Regions from separate parts of the Homo sapiens genome. Here region 2 is linked to region 1. A link is an interaction called in ENCODE POLR2A ChIA-PET data of the cell type or tissue named here. Cell type or tissue: K562. All regions are shown on one strand.

Region 1 (4,000 bases):
ATGCACTATTGGGTTAAATATAGTAGTATTTTGTTTAGGTTTTTGCATTTAAATTTTTGAATGAAATGTGTCTTAATTTTTCTTCTTCTGTAATGGCTTTGACTCGTTTTAGTATTAAGGTTATTCTGGCTTCATGAAATGAGTTGGAATTTTCTCTTATTTTTAGTGCCTTGAACAATTTGTGTAAAATTAAGGTGATATACTTCTTCAAATTTTTGTAGAATTGACCTGTATATCCATGTAGGCCTGGTATTTTCTTTGCGAGAATATTTTAAAATACTGCTTCATTTCAGTAGTTAAGGGACTATTGTGGCTCTTTATTTTTTCTTGAGTTGGTTCTGGTAAGATGTATTTTTTTAAAAGATTTCTTCATTTCAGCTTAAATTTTCAAAATCATTTCATACGGTTGTTATTAATATTCTTTTATTCTTTTAAATCTTATTTTATTTTTAGTTATATTTCTAATTCCTAGATTTCTCACTTGCATGTTTGTGTGATAGTGGTTTTATGTATTATATTAACCTACCACTCTTTATTATTTCATACTTTTATTAGGGTAGGAACCTGGCTGATCTTATTTCTCCTTTTAGCCGCCTTCAGTCCTTCCTGTAAATTGACTTAAACTGAATCTTTCTGAACCACTGTTTTGATTATTTTATTTCTATATTCAAAATGTCTTACTCTTTGGGTAAACTCCTAATTACTCAAGGCCAGTGACTTAACAAGGTAAAGAATAACCCCACTATGACTATAACCACACTAGTACAAATGACCAATATGCTCATTGTCTCTTGAACAACAAGCACATCAAACATCTTAATTTGTTCTTTTGTTCACACTGTTCTCACTTTTTAAAGTGAATTTCCTTCTCTATTCTCTAGTTCCTACCAAGCTTTCAAACCCCTATTAAAATTTCACATTTGTGAAAAAACTTTCTCTGATACTCCAGTATAAAATGATTTTTTCCTTTACTATTTTGTTTTTCTGGTGTTCATCCCTTTTTTCTGTGTATCTTTCTTTATAGAGTCTTCATGAGCAGGACATTTATACTTTTTTTCAGTATCACTTTCTCTTGGGAAAGCTACTGTTACATTCTCAACCTTTTTCCTTGACTATTAAAAAATTTAAAATTGTATGTATTTATATTGCTATAGCTGTGACTCAATGAAGATTGACAATAATTTTTTTAACTTAATATATATATATATTGTATACTTTAAGATACATGTGCAGAATGTGCAGGTTTGTTACATAGGTATACACGTGCCATGGTCGTTTACTGCACTGATCGACCCATCGTCTCCATTAGGTATTTCTCCTAATGCTATCCCTCCCCTTGCCCGCAACCCCCCGACAAGCCCCGGTGTGTGATGTTCCCCTCCCTGTGCCCATGCGTTCTCATTGTTGAACTCCCGCTTACGAGTGAGAACATGTGGTGTTTGGTTTTCTGTTCCTGTGTTAGTTTGCTGAGAATGATGGTTTCCAGTTTCATCCATGTCCTTGCAAAGGACATGAACTCATCCTTTTTTATGGCCACATAGTATTCCATGGTGTATATGTGCCACATTTCCTTTTTCCAGTCTATCATTGACGAGCATTTGGGTTGGTTCCAAGTCTTTGCTATTGTGAACAATACTGCAATAAACATACATGTGCATGTTTCTTTATAGTAGAATGATTTAAAATCCTTTGGGTATATACCCAGTAATGGGATTGCTGGGTCAAATGGTATTTCTGGTTCTAGATCCTTGAGGAATTGCCACACTGTCTTCCACAATGGTTGAACAAATTTACACTCCCACCAACAATGTAAAAGCTTTCCTGTTTCTCCACATCCTCTCCAGCATCTGTTGTTTCCTGACTTTTTAATGATCGCCATTCTAACTGGCGTGAGATGGTATCTTGTTGTGGTTTTGATTTGCATTTCACTAATGACCAGTGATGATGAGCTTTCTTTCATATGTTTGTTGGCCACATAAATGTCTTCTTTTGAAAAGTGTCTGTTCATATCCTTTGCCCACTTTCTGATGGGGTTGTTTATTTTTTTCTTCTGCATTTGTTTAAGTTCCTTGTATATTCTGTGTATTAGCCTTTGTCAGATGGATAGATTGCAAACATTTTCTTCCATTCTGTAGGTTGCCCGTTCACTCTGATGATAGTTTCTTTTGCTGTGCAGAAGCTCTTCAGTTTAACTGGATCCCATTTGTCAATTTTGGTTTTTGTTGCAATTGCTTTTGGTGTTTTAGTCATGAAGTCTTTGCCCATACCTATGTCCTGAATGGTATTGCCTAGGTTTTCTTCTAGAGTTTTTATAGTTTTAGGTCTTACGTTTAAATTTTTAATCCATCTTGAGTTAATTTTTATATATGGTGTAAGGAAGGGGTCCAGCTTCAGTTTTCTGCATATGGCTAGCCAGTTTTCCCAATACCATTTATTAAATAGGGAATCCTTTCCCCATTGCTTGTTTTTTGATTGACTATAATTTATATAGGCAGTACTTTAAGCTATTTTTATATTATTCCTCTGGACATCTACTCTTCTTTTGTATAAGCTTTGAAAAGAAATTCTCTAGTCTGGGGATTACAAAATCAAATGCCTTCAGTATCAGGTTGTCATCATGAATGTGTGAATTGGATTGTGTGTAAGAAGTAGAGAGTAGAAGTGCCCTGATAAACTAAAGACTATATACCCTGGCGTAGGAATTCAAACCAAACTCTTAAGGTTCTGGGTCAGTCCTACTTGAGACCCTCTGCTCTAGCCTCATTTCTATTATTGAACTCTACTGCTTTATTTTAAATTATCTTAAAAGCCAGAGTTAAAGTAGAACACTTAGGTAAGCTAAAGATTTTTAAAGTTGAGAACTACCTAAATAATTCATACTGCAATAGATTTTTTGTGACGTGAGTTACAGTTCTTTCAAATAGAACTTTGACTATATATAAGATTATTTTTATGTGAGATTTAGGAGGACAAGGACCACATCTTTCTTATTCACTGTTCAGCCTTTATTACAATGTCTGGCACGTAGTAGGTGCTCAGTAAGTATTATTTGAATGAATGAATGAATGGCTGTACACCTTTAAATTTTCTTTTGTTTTTTGTTAATTTTGTACTATGTATAGCATAACCACTTGGTGGCACTAAACTCATTTTAAAACTTGAAGACAATATTCTCATACCCATGTACATTGTAACTTTTCTTCTCACAGACACATACAAAATGAGTTCTAATATATCATGGACAGTGTAAATTATTATTGACATCAAAAAAGAAAGTAACCACAAGAATTTTTTCTACTTCTTAAAATCCTAAAATAATGGATTACAAATTTGAAGTCCTTAGATTATAGAAATGTTTGATAATCTTTTCTGCCGTAGCCTCACTGCCTAGTTTAGCATTGGGTATATATTAAATCTTTAAGGTGTCTTGATTTTGAAAGAATGTGTTAATAAGTATAAATTTTAACTTCTCCTAACTTTACTCCTCCCACTGTGCTATCCTCAGATAATTTCACCTTAGGTAATTTAGACCTAAGATAAGGGAGTACTAAGTGTTACAGTGTTTTAGTCAACCACATTTATAAAGTCCTCTTTAATCATTAAAGTTTGCATCCAAATTTACTAAAGAACTGTGATTCGGATCAAAATACATATTCGTATAAGTCAGCAGCAATGCTAATTGGATTCTGGATCTATCACTACTTTTTCCTAATTCATCAATTTTAAGACAGTTTTGAATACAAAATGCTTAAAGAGAAGAATTGTAGAAGCATGGTGATGTTATAGTTATTGAGAATTAGGAGTACGAGACTATTCTGTAATGGAGAGTGCAGTCTTATTAAGGAATTTCTCAAATATACTTCAGTCAACAGTTCAGGAACTGGTAGATATTCATAAGATCTTAAAAACCTCTACCAACATGAGAAATAGAGAACTATAAGAATTAAAGAAGGAAAATAATTGAATTTTTTTCTTCTGAAATCAGGCAGGATAAAAATAG
Region 2 (4,000 bases), 55 kb after region 1:
GAGTCTTTTCAATCTCCCTTTTCTACTGATCCATCTGACCTCTCCCCTCCTCCCCAGACTGCTCTTCCTCAGGTCACTCCCCACCAGGCTGAATCAGGCTCTAATTCTTCCTCAGCCTCGGCTCTCCCACCCTATAATCCTTCTATCACCTGCCCTCCTCACACCTGGTCTGGCTTATGGTTTTGTTCGGCGACTAGCCCTCCCCGACCTGCCCAACAATTTCCTCTTAAAGAGGTGGTTGGAGCTAGAGGCATAGTCAAGGTTAATGCTCCTTTTTCTTTAGCTGACCTCTCCCAAATCAGTTAGTGTTTAGGCTCTTTTTCATCAAATATAAAAACCCAGCCCAGTTCATGGCTTGTTTGGCAGCAACCCTGAGACGCTTTACAGCCCTAGATCATAAAAGGTCAGAAGGCCGTCTTATTCTCAATATGCATTTTATTACTCAATCCGCTCCTGACATTAAATAAAACTCCAAAAATTAGATTCCGGCCCTCAAACCCCACAACAGGACTTAATTAACTTTGCCTTCAAAGTGTACAATAATAGAGAAGAGGCAGCCAAGCGACAACACAAACCCCTTTGACTGTAATTTTCCACTACCTACCCAAATCCTATAAAATGGCCCCACCCCTATCTCCCTTCGCTGACTCTCTTTTCAGACTCAGCCTGCCTGCAAGCGGGTGATTAAAAACCTTTATTGTTCACACAAAGCCTGTTTGGTGGTCTCTTCACACGGAAGCGCATGACAATATCCTCCTGCACATGCTCCTGAAAAAAAATACATCACACAAAAACAAGCATTGTTGCCTTGTTGTCAACACTGATAGACTCCTCAACTTGGACTGCATACCACAGTGACTCAATAATCCTCTCTAACTGTGGTGCCTCAATATCCTCTGCTGTTTCATCGTTCATCTAGATATGGTGCTGGCCCAAAGAGGAACATGTGCCACCTTTTGAACTGCAGCCTCTCCTAAAAGTTAATGGCAAACGTCCTTAGCAGCAGGCAGGATCAACTCTTCACCAATAGTAAAGGATTTCTTTGCTTTAGTAGTGCCGTTAGCCACTGAGAATGATGCTCTCAGTGCAGACACATTTGATGAAGTGGTGGCCTTCAATAATTGCTACCGTTCTTCATGTTCACATTATTTTTCTTTTGAAAGATGCAAAAGTTTTGTCTTTTAATGCAGGGTGCTTGGTCTGCATGTGGTGAAGAAGTTTTGAAGGTTTCATGGCTTCTTTGGGTAGCCAGTCACCACATATATAAAGCCAGCTTGGAGAATGTGAATCACCTGTTGGAATGAACCTGTAATTTAAGTCTCGGTATCTTCTTTTAAATGCAACTTTTTGTTGGCAGTCTTAGAGTCTTCTGCTGTCTCATCACTGGGTCTTTTCCCCTTTTCCAAGAAGCTCTCCAGTGATATTTGTTTTTTACTCACTGTGGCTAGGGTTAGCTCGTGGGCTTACCAAAACTGTGACTGAGACAAGTGTGCAGTGTGGGAAAGAGGCATGAATGGAAGTGGTAAATAAAATAATGGGCGGGCCATAAGCGGAATAAAATGCGTCTGATTCTGACTTAAAGCCTGACATTAAATGCAGCTGTACAATTGAAATACATCAACTCACTCGTCACTGTAAAGCCTGCCACCAGATGCAGCTTAATTTGTCACTTGCCACTCACTGATAGGGTTTTGATATGAGCCTGAAAGCAGTTGATTTATTATGGTCTCTGTGCAGCCAAACCTCGCTGCTAAGGTTAATCTGTATTTGCAGCTGCTCCCAGTGCTAGCATCAGCACTTCAGCTCCACTTCAGATCGTCAGGCATTAGATTATCACAAGGAGCATGCAACCTAGATCTCTTGCATACGCGGTTCACAATAGGGTTCGTGCTCCTATGAGAATCTAATGCCTGCTGCTGATCTGACAGGAGGTAGAATTCAGCAGGTAATGCTTGCTCACCTCTTGCTGTGCTGCCCGGTTGCTAACAGGCCACAGACCCTGGTACCAGTCTGTGGCCCAGGAGGTTGGGGACCCCTGTAAATTCATCATAAAAGGTGTCCCAAGTATTCATTGAAATGTAAATAAAGCTAGATGCTAAGTTTGTCTAAACTTGAAGGATATAACTCTAACCTAGGCTTTTGATTCTTTCTATTTTAAATTCTGCTAACCAGTCTTCTTTTCCTACATGCTGTCAAATTTTAAAATCAATGAGCCCCTTATTCATAAACACTTAAAAAAATATTGATTTTTTTCAGGAGAATCTTGGAAGTGCCCAGCGAATTAGGGGGTGTGAATGAGATTAATTTGCATCATAGTAAGCAGCTCAGAACCTATTTTTGGGTTCCCCTTTCCCTTTTTTAAATTAACTTAAAATGATAAGTGGAGAGTATTTCTTCACCTGTCCTATGATATATTTTTTTCTTCTTTTTCTTTCCCTTCTTATCTCACTTGCCTTCGTTTCAATACTCTTTATCTTTGCCAACAACTCCAGAGCCTGTCCCAACTCCCAAGCCCAAACACACTCCCTTAGGGCTGAGAGTGAGAATTTGTGAAAGACTGGGGAAGGGGAATGTCAAAGGTGAAACAATTTGGCACCCACCTCCGTTGGGTGCATGAGCATTCCTCTTGTTGCTGGAGAGAAAAAAATAGATTTTTTGAAGAGTGAGAGTATTTTTGCAGCACACTAGCTGCTAAGTGTTTGCCAAAGTCTCCCAGTAGTTATCAATATTGTTCATAACATGTGCAGTTTTAGGCGTATTGTGCCTATCTCTGAGGAATTCAGTAGTATTCCAACATTGTCTCATTTTTATCATTTTAAATATTTTTAAAATCTCTATTTGACTTATAGGATAGGAGAAAAATAGTTTTTAACTATACTGTATGAATGGAGAGCACAGAGAAAGGTGCATTTATATCAGTTTCCGAAAGTTATGTAGGTAAATGTTAAGCTAAGTTTATTTTATTATTTCTTAAATATTTTTGGATTTTATATTATCTCAGAGGAGTCAATAACTTCCATTTGCTACTGCAGAAGATAAAACACTACCTCCTGTCTCAACACAACATAATTGAATGATCCTTTTTGTGTAACACAAATGTTTAGAAACTTTGGCAATTATATCACTTTATTCATTTTCATCTGTGTTTGGCATCATATAGGTGCAACTGAAGCTAGCTCTTCTGTTTTCTGATGGGAGGTTGAAAGATTTCATAAGAATTGTGTAGTGGGAACGTTGAGCGTGTATGTCCCAGGCATTGTATAAATATTTTATATGTTTTATCTCATTGTATTCCTTACAACAGTATATGAGGTCAGTACTGTAATTCTCATTTTACGCATGTGGAAATGAAGCTAATTGGAAGCTAAATGAAGATAATCAGTGGATTATCCAAGTCACACAGCAAGAAAGTGGCAAAATCAGAATTTTACCCAGGCCAATCTATCTTCGAAACTCCTACTGTTTTTAGTTCTTGTTTAAGATCAATGAATTGTCTGTATGTAATATGTGACTTTCTGAAACTCCACAATCCTATATGCATGAGGATTAGGGCAGTGAGTGTAATCGGTGAGTAGACAGGTCACACTGGCTTTGTCCACGGAAGGCTTTTGTACCAAGGAAGAGGCTCTGGAAATGGACAAAGAATCCTAATGATCAAATAAGCCTCAATGGAATAAACTAAAAAATGAAGTATCAGGCCAGCACCAAGTATTTGGTTTTTGTAGTGTTTTTTTTTTAAGTATAAATACACTTAGAATTTTCAAAACTTTAGGAAAATAGTCAATGATGTCAAGATGTATTCTTGGACTGGGGGATATTTTTCTGGCCACGGAATCACTACCATGGATTCAAATAAAGGTAGATTTTCCTGTTAGAAGAGTAATATTTGTCCAGTAGAAAAAGTTTAAAATTGTAGAAAATATAAAATATGTTTTTCAATTGTCCCAGTTCCTAAAGACTACTGTTCATATTTTGGTTATTTCATAAATTTTAAAATTAA

Evidence for each region. Peaks named below come from ENCODE experiments on the same cell type or tissue, not always from the same donor. Only the 100,000 strongest peaks of a DNase experiment are listed, where the experiment ranks them.
Region 2: POLR2A ChIA-PET joins it to region 1 with 6 read pairs; 2 of 35 experiments call an interaction of 5 or more read pairs at or near these places.

The regions. Positions count from the first base shown.
Region 1 is chr1:193,030,728-193,034,727 of GRCh38, reverse strand. The region is part of intron 3 of UCHL5 (ubiquitin C-terminal hydrolase L5); the gene reads left to right. Among named protein-coding and RNA genes, the nearest start is that of UCHL5, 27 kb to the left of the region's middle. In K562, a CTCF peak has its summit at 3,101 (motif pointing right); no DNase peak of the experiment used is centred here.
Region 2 is chr1:192,975,265-192,979,264 of GRCh38, reverse strand. No RefSeq gene overlaps it. Among named protein-coding and RNA genes, the nearest start is that of RGS2-AS1, 29 kb to the right of the region's middle. In K562, no CTCF peak of the experiment used is centred here; DNase peaks (open chromatin) are centred at 1,734 and 2,494.